2 separate regions of the Homo sapiens genome follow, and region 1 is linked to region 2. The links are chromatin contacts, found by Hi-C in ENCODE. All regions are on one chromosome and are shown on one strand. Each heading gives the region's core, a stretch centred on a gene start or an enhancer-like site at or near the end of the contact. The rest is flanking DNA. Distances are from core to core; before and after follow the strand shown.

What was found. Hi-C counts contacts between places; a loop is a spot of excess contacts on that map. Pooled maps may share reads with other maps.
Region 1: a loop to region 2 is called in a pooled map, with 6 times the contacts of the local background. The contact joins the enhancer-like site here to the promoter of SNX8 in region 2. A Hi-C loop is called at or near these places in 2 of 37 single-sample maps with no recorded cell type and 2 of 50 pooled maps.

The regions. Positions count from the first base shown.
Region 1 is chr7:5,226,577-5,232,505 of GRCh38, forward strand. It overlaps WIPI2 (WD repeat domain, phosphoinositide interacting 2), which reads left to right. Exons shown (of 13, transcript NM_015610.4): 10 at 604-768; 11 at 1,528-1,635; 12 at 3,032-3,162; 13 at 4,259-5,929. The coding sequence ends at 4,371. Among named protein-coding and RNA genes, the nearest start is that of WIPI2, 39 kb to the left of the region's middle. RefSeq lists an enhancer at 5,381-5,530. Within about 2 kb of position 4,680, at least 10 of the 41 ENCODE cell types and tissues checked have a DNase peak (open chromatin) inside an H3K27ac peak, as active enhancers do.
Region 2 is chr7:2,312,936-2,318,480 of GRCh38, forward strand. SNX8 (sorting nexin 8) reads right to left here and starts at 1,506. Exons shown (of 11, transcript NM_013321.4): 1 at 1,393-1,506. The coding sequence starts at 1,486. RefSeq lists silencers at 1,182-1,421, 1,522-1,791 and enhancers at 1,610-2,110, 2,111-2,611.

The DNA.
Region 1 (5,929 bases), core at 3,430-5,929, 2.9 Mb after region 2:
TCCTGGGCTCAAGTGATCTGCCGGTGAGCCACCGCGCCCAGCCTGTCTTTAAAAATTTTAAAAAGAACATCCCACTCAGACCAGCGTTAACAATAACATACTTTAGGTGGTCAAAAATAATAAATTTTGTTGGGTATATTTCATCACAATTTTTAAAAAGACAAATGGAGCATGCCCCGCCCTCCCCCCCAAAAAAGATGAATAGCAACACAAACAGGATACGGGAAAATAACATTTTGGGGTCTATACTCAAGGTTTTTGGAGACTTCTATTACAGAGACCTAGCAGGGGTCATCAGTTAGGCCCTAGACGTCCTCACACCCTTGCAAAGGGGATGTGTGGTCAGCTGCCACGTCTTGTCCGTGGCCAAAGGCTGTAGCTCCTCCCTGAAGCCTGAGCACCCCTCCCCCGACACCTCCCAGAGGAAGCTCCGTGATGCCCCTGGGGCCCTGAGTGTCTGCTTATAACCAACCCTGTTTAATTTTCCTGTGAAGAATGGAGACTTTTGCTGTCGGCTCCAGAGCTGTGCGTCTGTGTGAGTAGGGGGTGGCCGTCCCCCCAGGGAGGGTGCAGCTTCATGTGTCTGGTGGCCTTTCCTTCCAGACCCCCAGAGGAGCCCACCACCTGGACCGGGTACTTCGGGAAAGTGCTCATGGCCTCCACCAGCTACCTGCCTTCCCAAGTGACAGAAATGTTCAACCAGGGCAGAGCCTTCGCCACGGTCCGCCTGCCATTCTGCGGCCACAAAAACATCTGCTCGCTAGCCACGTGAGTAGAGCCGGCGCCTCCGTCCCCCACCCCGTGTGCCTCAGGCCGAGGGGCCCAGTCCTGGCGGCTTGTGGCCCCTTCCGTGCTTCTGAACAGGAGCAGCTTCTTAGAGCCGACACTCCATCGAGAGTTGTCGGGGATGGGAGGTCCCCTGGCAGGCACTAGGCTTGCCGCTCTGTGCGGGGGTCCATTTCCAGACGGGCTCCCGTTCTGTTTTTGTGGATAGTCTGCGGTATTAATGAAAGACGTTAAGTCAAACCTCGTGAGTGTGCCGTAGTTAACCCTTTGGGGCCACAGAAACCGCACTTGCCGAGTCTCAGGCATCCGTCCGGCTCCAGGGTCTGGCCTCAGAACACACACAGGGCCTGTGGAGGTTCTGTGCTGCGTGCGGGAAAGATTGTCATTACACCCAGTGATGGCAGGGCTTTGGGCTTCCGTGCGTCTTTAAACATCATTTTCCAGTTTTGTTATCTGACTAGCATCCTGGAAAACTTCTCTGACGATGACTACCTATAATAATCCCAGAAGCCACAAAACTGGTTTCATCCCGCTCTCGTCTCCCGTGGGCTTCAGGGCTCAGCACACGAGTGCAGCCTTGGCCGTGTGAGCCGAGGTCAGTGGGGCGCCAGACACCTGCAGCTGCCCTTGTGCTCATCTTGCTGGGGTCTCTTTCCTCGCCTGCCAAAAGTGAGGCCGCCATGTAGTAAGACCGTTTCTGTGACAGTTGTCTAGAATTTGGCTGCTCTTTATTCTCCCTAGAATTCAGAAGATCCCGCGGTTGTTGGTGGGTGCCGCCGACGGGTACCTGTACATGTACAACCTGGACCCCCAGGAGGGCGGCGAGTGTGCCCTGATGAAGCAGCACCGGTGAGTCTGCTCCGGCCGCTTCACGGAGCTGCTCCGTGCTGGCGGGGGGCTTTCGGGGCACCTGGCGAACGTTTGTTTATTTCCTTGCAAACCAGTGACATAGAGGGGCAGATTCCAGCACAGCGGCCCATGCCGCGCAGGTCGGGAGCTTCGCTTTCCCAGGTGAAATCAATGCCGCCGCAAGACAGGGAGCCCCGGGCTGCGGCTGGTGGCGTCAGGGCTCCCTCAGGGACTGGGCACAGAGGCGACGCAGGGGTGGCGGGAGCCGCATTTGTTCTTAGGTGGGGGAGAGGTGCTGGGAGGCCAGGCCTTCCTCCCCAGGGTGGAGTTTCGCATTTGGAAAGGAAGGGCGCAGCGTGGTGGCCTCCACAATTCAGTGCACGTGGCTGAGAGCCTCTTGTCTCACTGTGAGGTACAGGTTTGTTCTTGGAAAACAGGGAGTTAACATTTGTTCATTGGGAAGTAATGCATTTTCATTCTGTCTTACATGTTTTTTAATGATCAAAAAGTTCTAACAACATATAATTTTTTATTTTAGAGATAGGGTCTCACCCTCGCCCAGGCTGGAGAGCAGTGGTGCAGTCACAGCTCACTGCAGCCTTGACCTCCCAGGTTCAAGGGATCCTTCCACCTCAGCCTCCCTAGTAGCTGGGACTACAGGCACACAGCACATCCAGCTAATTACTTTCTTGTGCAGGGTCTTGCTAGGTTGTCCAGGCTGGTCTGGAACTCCTAGGCTCAAGTGAGCCTCCTGCCTTGGCCTCCCCAAGTGTTGGGGTAACAGGAGTGAGCCGCTGCACCTAGCTTTTTGTGTGTGTGTGTGAAATGGAGTCTCACTCTGTCACCCAGGCTGGAGTACAGTGGCGCGATCTCGGCTCACTGCAATCTCCGCCTCCCAGGTTCAAGCGATTCTCCTGCCTCAGCCTCCCGAGTAGCTGGGATGACAGGTGCATGCCACCATGCCCTGCTAATTTTTTGTATTTTTAGTAGAGACGGGGTTTCACTGTGTTAGCCAGGATGGTCTCCGTCTCCTGACCTCGTGATCCGCCCGCCTCAGCCTCCCAAAGTGCTGGGATTACAGGCGTGAGCCACTGCACCCGGGCTAGCCTGACTTTTTTTGTAAATAGTGAATCCTCGTTATTAGTTAGTTCTTCCATTGTAAAAGTGAAATATTGTCTTGTTAGGTATAACTCCCTCTTTAGACTTTCCATGTAAAACTCTTCATGTAAAAACGTGTGCAGATAGACGAGATTAAAGTTGCCACGGCGTGATGAATGCCTGGCGTCCTGTGTGGTGAGTGGTGTGCTGGCTCTGTTGCCGCAGGGCAGCCAGTGTGTACTGCCCGCAGGGCTGCCCTGTGTGGAGACGCTGAGCTGTGTCGCTTTCTTCCCTCCAGGCTGGACGGCAGTCTGGAAACGACCAATGAGATCTTGGACTCTGCCTCTCACGACTGCCCCTTAGTCACTCAGACATACGGCGCAGCTGCAGGAAAAGGTACTTACGTGCCTTCATCCCCAACGAGACTTGGTAAGGGGCGTGACGCAAACCTGGAAGGTAATTAGCCCCACAGCCCCGAGTGCTACTGCCTTCTGCTGGCTCCGGAGCCACCCCACCAGCTCCTCACTGGGAAAGATGGGGACTGGTTCTGAGAACATAAGCGAGGTTGGTAAATGGGTGTTCCCAAGGCCTCTCTCAAGGCTGAATTCAGTTTCGTTTCCTTTTTTTTTTTTTTTTTTAAAGGAGAGATGGGGTTTCCCTATGTTGCCCAGGGTGGTCTCAAACTCCTCCTGGGCTCAAGTGATTCTCCCGCCTCAGCCTCCCACAGTGCTGGGATTATAGGCATGAGCCACCGTACCAGGCTCATTTTCTCCGTTTTTAAAGAAAATGTCATCCTGGCTCAGGTGACTCTGGGGTCACGTGACTTGGGCCCAGACTGGCCACCTCTCAGCCAAGATACCACCCTGAAAAGTACTGCCAAGGGTTTTGCCTCAGTCTTTTCCCTCCCACCTTTTTCGTCCTTCAGCAAATCTGCATCGAGTACTGCCTTCATGCTGGGCCTGTGAAGTGCAGAAGCTGTAGGGGAATGAGGCCAATGGGCTCCCCTCCGGCGGCAGCACTAAGACCCATGCATGAGATCCTCCAGCCACAGCCTTGGCTATGTGAGCCACCTTCTTAAAAAAGCCAACTCGCACTCCAGTGGGAGAGCCTGTGGTTTTGCACCCACGCAGGGCTGTGCCTGCTCGCTGCCACTCCCATCTGTGAACCGGCACTTCCAGTTCATGAGCCCACCCTGAGAGTCTCCTAGTGTCATTTTTTTTCCTGGTGTTATTTTTGAGCTCTTAACCAGCTTGAGAGAGTTTGTGGCCCGTCCATGAGGGAGCCTCTGTTTACTGTGCAGGCATCATTTTGACATTTATGAATGTCAGAGAACAAATGACTTCATCTCGAGCTGCCTAAGGCTGCAAAGAGTTCATTAGAAAGCAATCAGAATTCAGAACGTCTTAGTACAGGCTTCAGTTTATAAATATACACCAGTGTTTCCAAAACACAGTCCTCAGTGTGTGTCATGGGGTCTGTGGTGTGTCCCCAGCCTTTGAAGGGTGACTTCGTCGTCTCTTTGCAGCCTACACAGACGACCTGGGTGCTGTGGGTGGCGCCTGCCTGGAGGACGAGGCCAGCGCCCTGCGCCTGGATGAGGACAGCGAGCACCCGCCCATGATTCTTCGGACTGACTGAACTTGACCTGTGACCTCTGACCCGGGGAGCAGAGAACACTGGCTTCACAGAGGACTTTGTGCATTGCTGCTATGAACTTTGACCTGAGTCGGGGGAGAGGATGGCAGAGACTTTATTAAAAAAAAAAAAAGATTGTAGTGGTAGTCTAACTCCATAACGCTGAGGAAATACATCATTTTCACTTCAGTGGCTTTTAAATCCTGCTTATGAATTTTAGCTTTTTGTTTGTTTGTTTTCTCTTTTTGCCAAAATTAACTGTTTGGTGAAGCCCGCAAAACCTCCTCGCTTTGCATGCATGAACGTGCCAAGCCAGCATAGGGGAGCTAGAAGCCACTTTCCAGCCACCTGCCGTTGGGTTTTTTCATATCTGTACATAATGCCGAGTGCGTAAGGAAACCGTGGCGTCGCGCACAGTGGGTCTGCTTGTCAAGGCCAGTTCTGCAGTGACAGGCCCAGGGGCTGCCCACCAGGTGTGCTGGGCAGACTTCAGCTGGGACAGAAGTCCGATCTCCCTAGGGCCCCACCTGGACCATTTTCCCTCCGTTTTATTTTGTTAATTAAATTCTTTCCAAATTGGATCGCTCTGGGATTTCTTCCATGGTGGACTTTTGTTTCTGATCTTGTTTTCCCTGTGGATATTGGAGGACAGCGAGGTTCTTTCTGATACTAAAAACCTTTCTTTCAGGCAGCAAATGAACTTGAAAGGTTGCCTGGACTCGCTGGAGCAAAGGAAAGCGATTTTGTTTGTATAATTAAATGATCTGTTCTTCTACTTCACTCTTCCTGTTGAAAAACTGTGTGATTTTTTTTTTTTTTTAAGTAAAGTTTGTAGCTCCTCCCATGCCCAGGAAAGCACAGAACTCAAGTGTGGTGGCCGTCTGAGCTGTCCTTTCGCTGGCCCCGCTGTCCGCAGGGGCTTCCTACCTGTGTGAGAGGTCGTAGCGGGAGACAGCAACAGAGAGTAGGCGGCTGGGCCACGTCCTTCACAGGGCGTCATGTGCCTTTCTATTTTCATCTTAGAAAATTTCCTCAGCAAACCGATGAGAGATTGTGGTTGCAAGCTTCAGTATTTGCCTCGCTTCCCTTCCCTTTTCATATTTACAGAATTAAAACAACCTCAAGTACCTCAGACTCTGCATTCCAAACCAAGGCACCCAGCAGCCAAAGTGTCGAGGGCATTTAAGTGGCATTAATGGCAGGAGAGATGGTTTTAGAATCTATGGAGTGGTGGAAGTTACGGATAGAAGGGAAAAGGCAAAAACTATTTACCCTGCCTTTGCAGGCTGGGGTTTTTGAACCGAGGAAGGCTGGGACGCCTGTTTCCAGATGGTTGTCATGGTCACGCTGGGCGAAGAGCTGGAGGGGAGTTGTCCCCTCAGCTGAGCGGCTGCGGTGAAATGCCCCAGTGTTCCTGGGTTGGCTTTACGGCAAACTAAATGCAGGGGACGCTGGAGTCCGACTCACCTACACCGGCTTCCTCCCAGCCGCTGGTGTGCGGCACACACAACATCTGCATTAGGCAGAGGTGCAAGTGGGCTGATTGAACTTTTCCTTCAAA
Region 2 (5,545 bases), core at 256-2,755:
CGCCCAGGCTGGAGTGCAGTGGCGCTATCTCGGCTCACTACAAGCTCTGCCTCCCGGGTTCACGCCATTCTCCTGCCTCAGCCTCCCGAGTAGCTGGGACTACAGGCGCCCGCCACCGCGCCTGGCTAATTTTTTTTGTATTTTTAGTAGAGACAGGGTTTCACCGTGTTAGCCAGGATGGTCTTGATCTCCTGACCTCGTGATCCGCCCGCCTCGGCCTCCCAAAGTGCTGAGATTACAAGCGTGAGCCACCGTGCCCAGCCATGTTTAGCCTCATTAACCCAAATCCCTTAAAGAGAAATACAAGAGGCCAGGCGCGGTGGCTCACGCCTGTAATCCCAGCACTCTGGGAAGCTGAGGTGGTTGGATCACCTGAGGTCAGGAGTTCGAGACCAGCCTGGCCAACATGGTGAAACTCCGTCTCTACTAAAAATACAAAATTTAGCCGAGTGTCATGGTGGATGCCTGTAATCCCAGCTACTCAGGAGGCTGAGGCAGGAGAATCGCTTGAACCCGGGAGGCGGAGGTTGCAATGAGCCGAGATCGCACCATTGCACTCCAGCCTGAGTGACAGTGAGAATCTGTCTCAAAAAAAAAAAAAAAAGAAAAGAAAAGAAAAAGAAAAAAGAAAAAGACAGAAATACAGGCCAGGCACGATGGCTCATGCCCGTACTCCCAGCACTTTGGGAGGCCAAGGCAGGAGGACCGCTTGAGGCCAGAAGCTCCAGACCAGCCTGGACAACATAGCAAGATCCCATCTCTACAAAAATAAAAAAAATTACCGGGCGTAACTGCACGCGCCCGTAGTCCCAGCACTTTGGGAGGCTAAGGCGGAGGATCACTTGAAAGAGAGAGAAAAGCAGCTACACATCTATAGATTCGGTTCACAGATGAGAAAACAGAGGTCCCGAGAGGTGAAATTACTGGCCCAAGACCACACAACCGACAGGAGCTTGGGAGAGAGGATGTGGCTAGGAAAGGCGCCCAAGTCCGGGGAAGTGGCCCCCAGTGCCATCGCTCAGCGTGACCAGGCAGGGCAGAAGAGCAGGGCACCAGGAACGGGGCGAGGAGGAAACTGTCCCCGAGGACGCCTCTGAGAGCCCCGGGAAAGCGCCTCGGAACGCGGCCAGCTGTAACCTGGACAGGGCTCTCCCGGCGCAGGAGGGCAGGGGACCCCGAGGGACGGAGGCGCGAGAGAGCACGGGGACCCCCAAAGGACAGGCGCGCAGGAGGGCAGGGGGACCTCCGAGGGACTGGGGCGTGGGGCCGAACGCGGGGCGCGGGGGCAGGAAACGAGTCGGGGACCAAGCGCGGCGGCTGAGCCCCGTCCGCCGGGGGTGGTCGGGCCGCGCGCCCTGGGCAGGTGGGGGCTACCGCCGCCCCACGCCCTACCTGACGCCGGGGGATCCGCCTCCTCGTCAGCCTCCGCCTCAGCTGCCGCCCCGACTGCAGCCGCGGGCAGCGGGTCCATCGCGCGGCCAGTCATGTGAGCCCGCGCTCCCACGTGACTTCCTCCCGCGCCACCCGGCCGCGCAGCCCTGCCGCGCCGCGCCCTCGCCCCGCCCACACCCCGCCTGGTCACGCCCCCTCCCCCGCGCGCCACGCCCACAGTCCGCCCCTGCGGGCCCGCCGCGCTCCTCGCCCGGCCTCGCCACGCCTACAACCCGCCTAGCCACGCCCACATGCCCCTCCCCGTCCACGTGGACACGGAGCCTGCTGGTGGCGCAGGTTACCTCCCCTCAGGTTGGACCTCCGGACTCGCAGGTGCACTACCTCAGGCGCAAGCCTGCACCCACCGCACCCTCATTCACTCCCATCTCTCCTCGCCCAGTCACGCCCTTGTTCGCTCATTCACCGGTTACACTGGGGTTTTCTGACTCGCACTTCCTCATTCATCCACTCACCCACTCATTCGCTCACCCACGCACTGCATCCTGCATTCATTCATTCACCCACTCACTCACTGCATCCTACATTCATTCATCCACTCACACACTCACTCACCGCATCCTGCATTCATCCAGCCACTCACTCACTCACTGCATCCTGCAATCATTCACCCACTCACTCACTGCATCCTGCATTCATTCATTCACCCACTCACTCACTGCATCCTGCATTCATTCATTCACCCACTCACTCACTGCATCCTACATTCATTCATCCACTCACACACTCACCGCATCCTGCATTCATCCAGCCACTCACTCACTGCATCCTGCATTCATTCATCCAGCCACTCACTCACTGCATCCTGCATTCATTCATTCACCCACTCACTCACTGCATCCTGCATTCATTCATTCACCCACTCACGCACTGCATCCTGCATTCATTCACCCACTCACCCACTCACTCACTGCATCCTGCATTCATTCATTCACCCACTCACCCACTCACTCTCTGCATCCTGCATTCACTCATTCACTCACTTATTGCATCCTGCATTCATTCACCCACTCACCCACTCACTCACTGCATCCTGCATTCATTCATCCACCCACTCACTCATGCACTGCATCCTGCATTCATTCATCCATTCACTCACTCACTCACTTACTGCTTCTTCATACGTTCATTCACCCACTCACTCACTGCATCCTGCATTCATTCATCCACCCACTCACTCATGCACTGCATCCTGCATTCATTCATCCATTCACTCACTCACTCACTTACTGCTTCTTCGTACATTCATTCACCCACTCACGCACTGCATCCTGCATTCATTCATTCACCAACCCACTCACTGCATTCTGCATTCATTCAGTCACTCACTCACTGCATCCTGCATTCATTCATTCACCCACTCACTCACTTACTGCATCCTACATTCATTCATTCACTCACTGCATCCTGCATTCATTCATTCACCCACTCACTCACTTACTGCATCCTGCATTCATTCACTCACTCACTAACTGCATCCTGCATTCATTCACTCACTCACTAACTGCATCCTGCATTCATTCATCCACCCACTCACTCACTCACTGCATCCTGCATTCATTCATCCACTCACTCACTCACTGCTTCTTCATACATTCATTCACCCACACTCACTGCATCCTGCATTCATTCACCCACTCACTCACCCACTCACTGCATCCTGCATTCATTCATCTACCCACCCACTCACTCATGCACTTCATCCTGCATTCATTCACCCACTCACTCACTCACTGCATCCTGCTTTCATTCACGCAACCACTCACTCACTGCACCCTGCATTCATTCACCCACTCACTCACTGCATCCTGCATTCACTCACCCACCCACTCACTCACTGCATCCTGCATTCATTCATTCACCCACTCACTCACTCTGCATCCTGAATTCATTCACACAACCACTCACTCACTCACTCACTGCATCCTGCATTCATTCACCCACCCACTCACTGCATCCTGCATTCATTCATTCACTCACTCACTCACTCATGCACTGCATCCTGCATTCATTCACGCAACCACTCACTCACTGCATCCTGCATTCATTCACCCACTTACTCACTGCATCCTGCATTCATTCACCCACTCACTCACTCACTGCATCCTGCATTCATTCATTCACCCACTCACTCACTCACGCACTGCATCCTGCATTCATTCACACAACCACTCACTCACTGCATCCTGCATTCATTCATTCATTCACCCACTCACTCACGCACTGCATCCTGCATTCATTCACACAACCACTCACTCACTGCATCCTGCATTCATTCATTCACCCACTCACTGAGTCACTGCATCATGCATTCATTCATGCAACCACTCACTCACTCACTGCATCCTGCATTCATTCATTCACCCACCCACTCACTCACTGCATCCTGCATTCATCCACCCACCCACTCACTCACTCACTCACTGCATCCTGCATCTATCCACCCACCCACTGGCCCACTCAGGTTTGCTGGCTGCCACCAGGAGGTCAGGAAGCCCTGTGCTGGGTGCTGAGAATACAAAGATGTTTCCTGTGCATTCCTTGATCTGGAGGAGGCACAGATGGCCAGAGTGGAGCAAGTGTGCTAACTGTTCCAAAACGGGAGCAAGGCTGTGCAACACACCGCAGAAGAGGGTGAAGGGTGAAGGGCGATCCCTTCCCTACATGGGTGAAGGGATCCCTGGATGGGTGGTACCAGAGTTAGGGCTGGAGGAATAAGGAGTTAAGTAGGAGGAGGGCACGAAGGCTCTGAGACATCAGCTGCAGATGCTGTGGTCATTCCAGGCTAAAAGTGTGGGGTTTGGCATGGAGATTGGTAGGCCTGCATCAGGAAGGGCTTGTTTCCAAAGGAAGGATCCTGGACCTTCTTTTTTTTTTTTTTTTTTTTTTTTTTTTTTTTTTTTTTTTTTTTTGAGACAGAGTCTCACTCTGTTGCCTGGAGCGGAGGGCAGTGGCATGATCTTGGCTCACTGCAACCTCCGCCTCCCAGGTCAAGCGATTCTCCTGTCTCAGCCTCCCGTGTAGCTGGTATTACAGGCGTGTGCCACCACACCCAGCTAATTTTTGTATTTTTGTAGAGATGGGTTTTCACCATGTTGGCCAGGCTGGTCTCGAACTCCTGACCTCAAGTGATCCGCCCACCTTGGCCTTCCAAAGTGCTGGGATTACAGGTGTGAGCCACCGTGCCCGGCCATCCTGGACCTTCTAACGCTGATGTCACACAATGTCCGGGGAGTTGATTACAGAACCAAGAGCCCAGAACCATGTCAGTTCCTAGGAAGCGTCCCCTTCTCACAAGGTAGTTACTTCCTCTGGCTATAGCTGCTGGACCCTGCCTCGGTAACAGATGACTGCACCTAGGACGCCATAGGGTCCCCGCACACCAGGACCTCCATGCAAGCAGGCACACCATTGATGCTCTCTCCACCATAACCTGGGAGGCCAAGGTTGCAGTGAGCCGAGATCGAGATGTCCTTCTGCTGATGGACATATAACAACTTTCCCTAGGCACAGTGGGACATGGCAGGATCCTGTGACCTCCCCCCATATCTGATAGCTGCTTCCTTCCTCCACCCTCACTTCCTTCCAGCTGCTGTTGCTGCCAAATAATGTACTCAGCACTTTCCCTGTGCCACGCACACATATATACTCTGCCCACTTCCTGATCATATTTTTATTAGAGGCAGGGTCTTGCTGTGTTGCCCAGGCTGGACTGTAGCTGCCCAATCATAGCTCACTATAGCCTCAAACTCCTGGCCTCAATCAGTCCTCCCACCTCAGCCTCCCAAGTAGCTGGGACTAAGGCACAGGCCACCATGCCCAGCTGTTTCCTACGTATTTTTGGTCTCAAACTAGATTATAAAATATTTACTTATTAAATTTGTAGCCAGGCACAGTTGCTCACACCTGTAATCCCAGCACTTTGGGAGGCTGAGGCAGGCAGATCACCTGAGGTCAGGAGTTCGAGACCAGCCTGGCCAACATGAGGAAACCACTACAGTCTCTACCGGGCGCCTGTAATCCCAGCTACTCGGGAGGCTGAGGCAGGAGAATGGTGTGAACCCGGGAGGCAGAGCTTGCAGTGAGCCAAGATCAT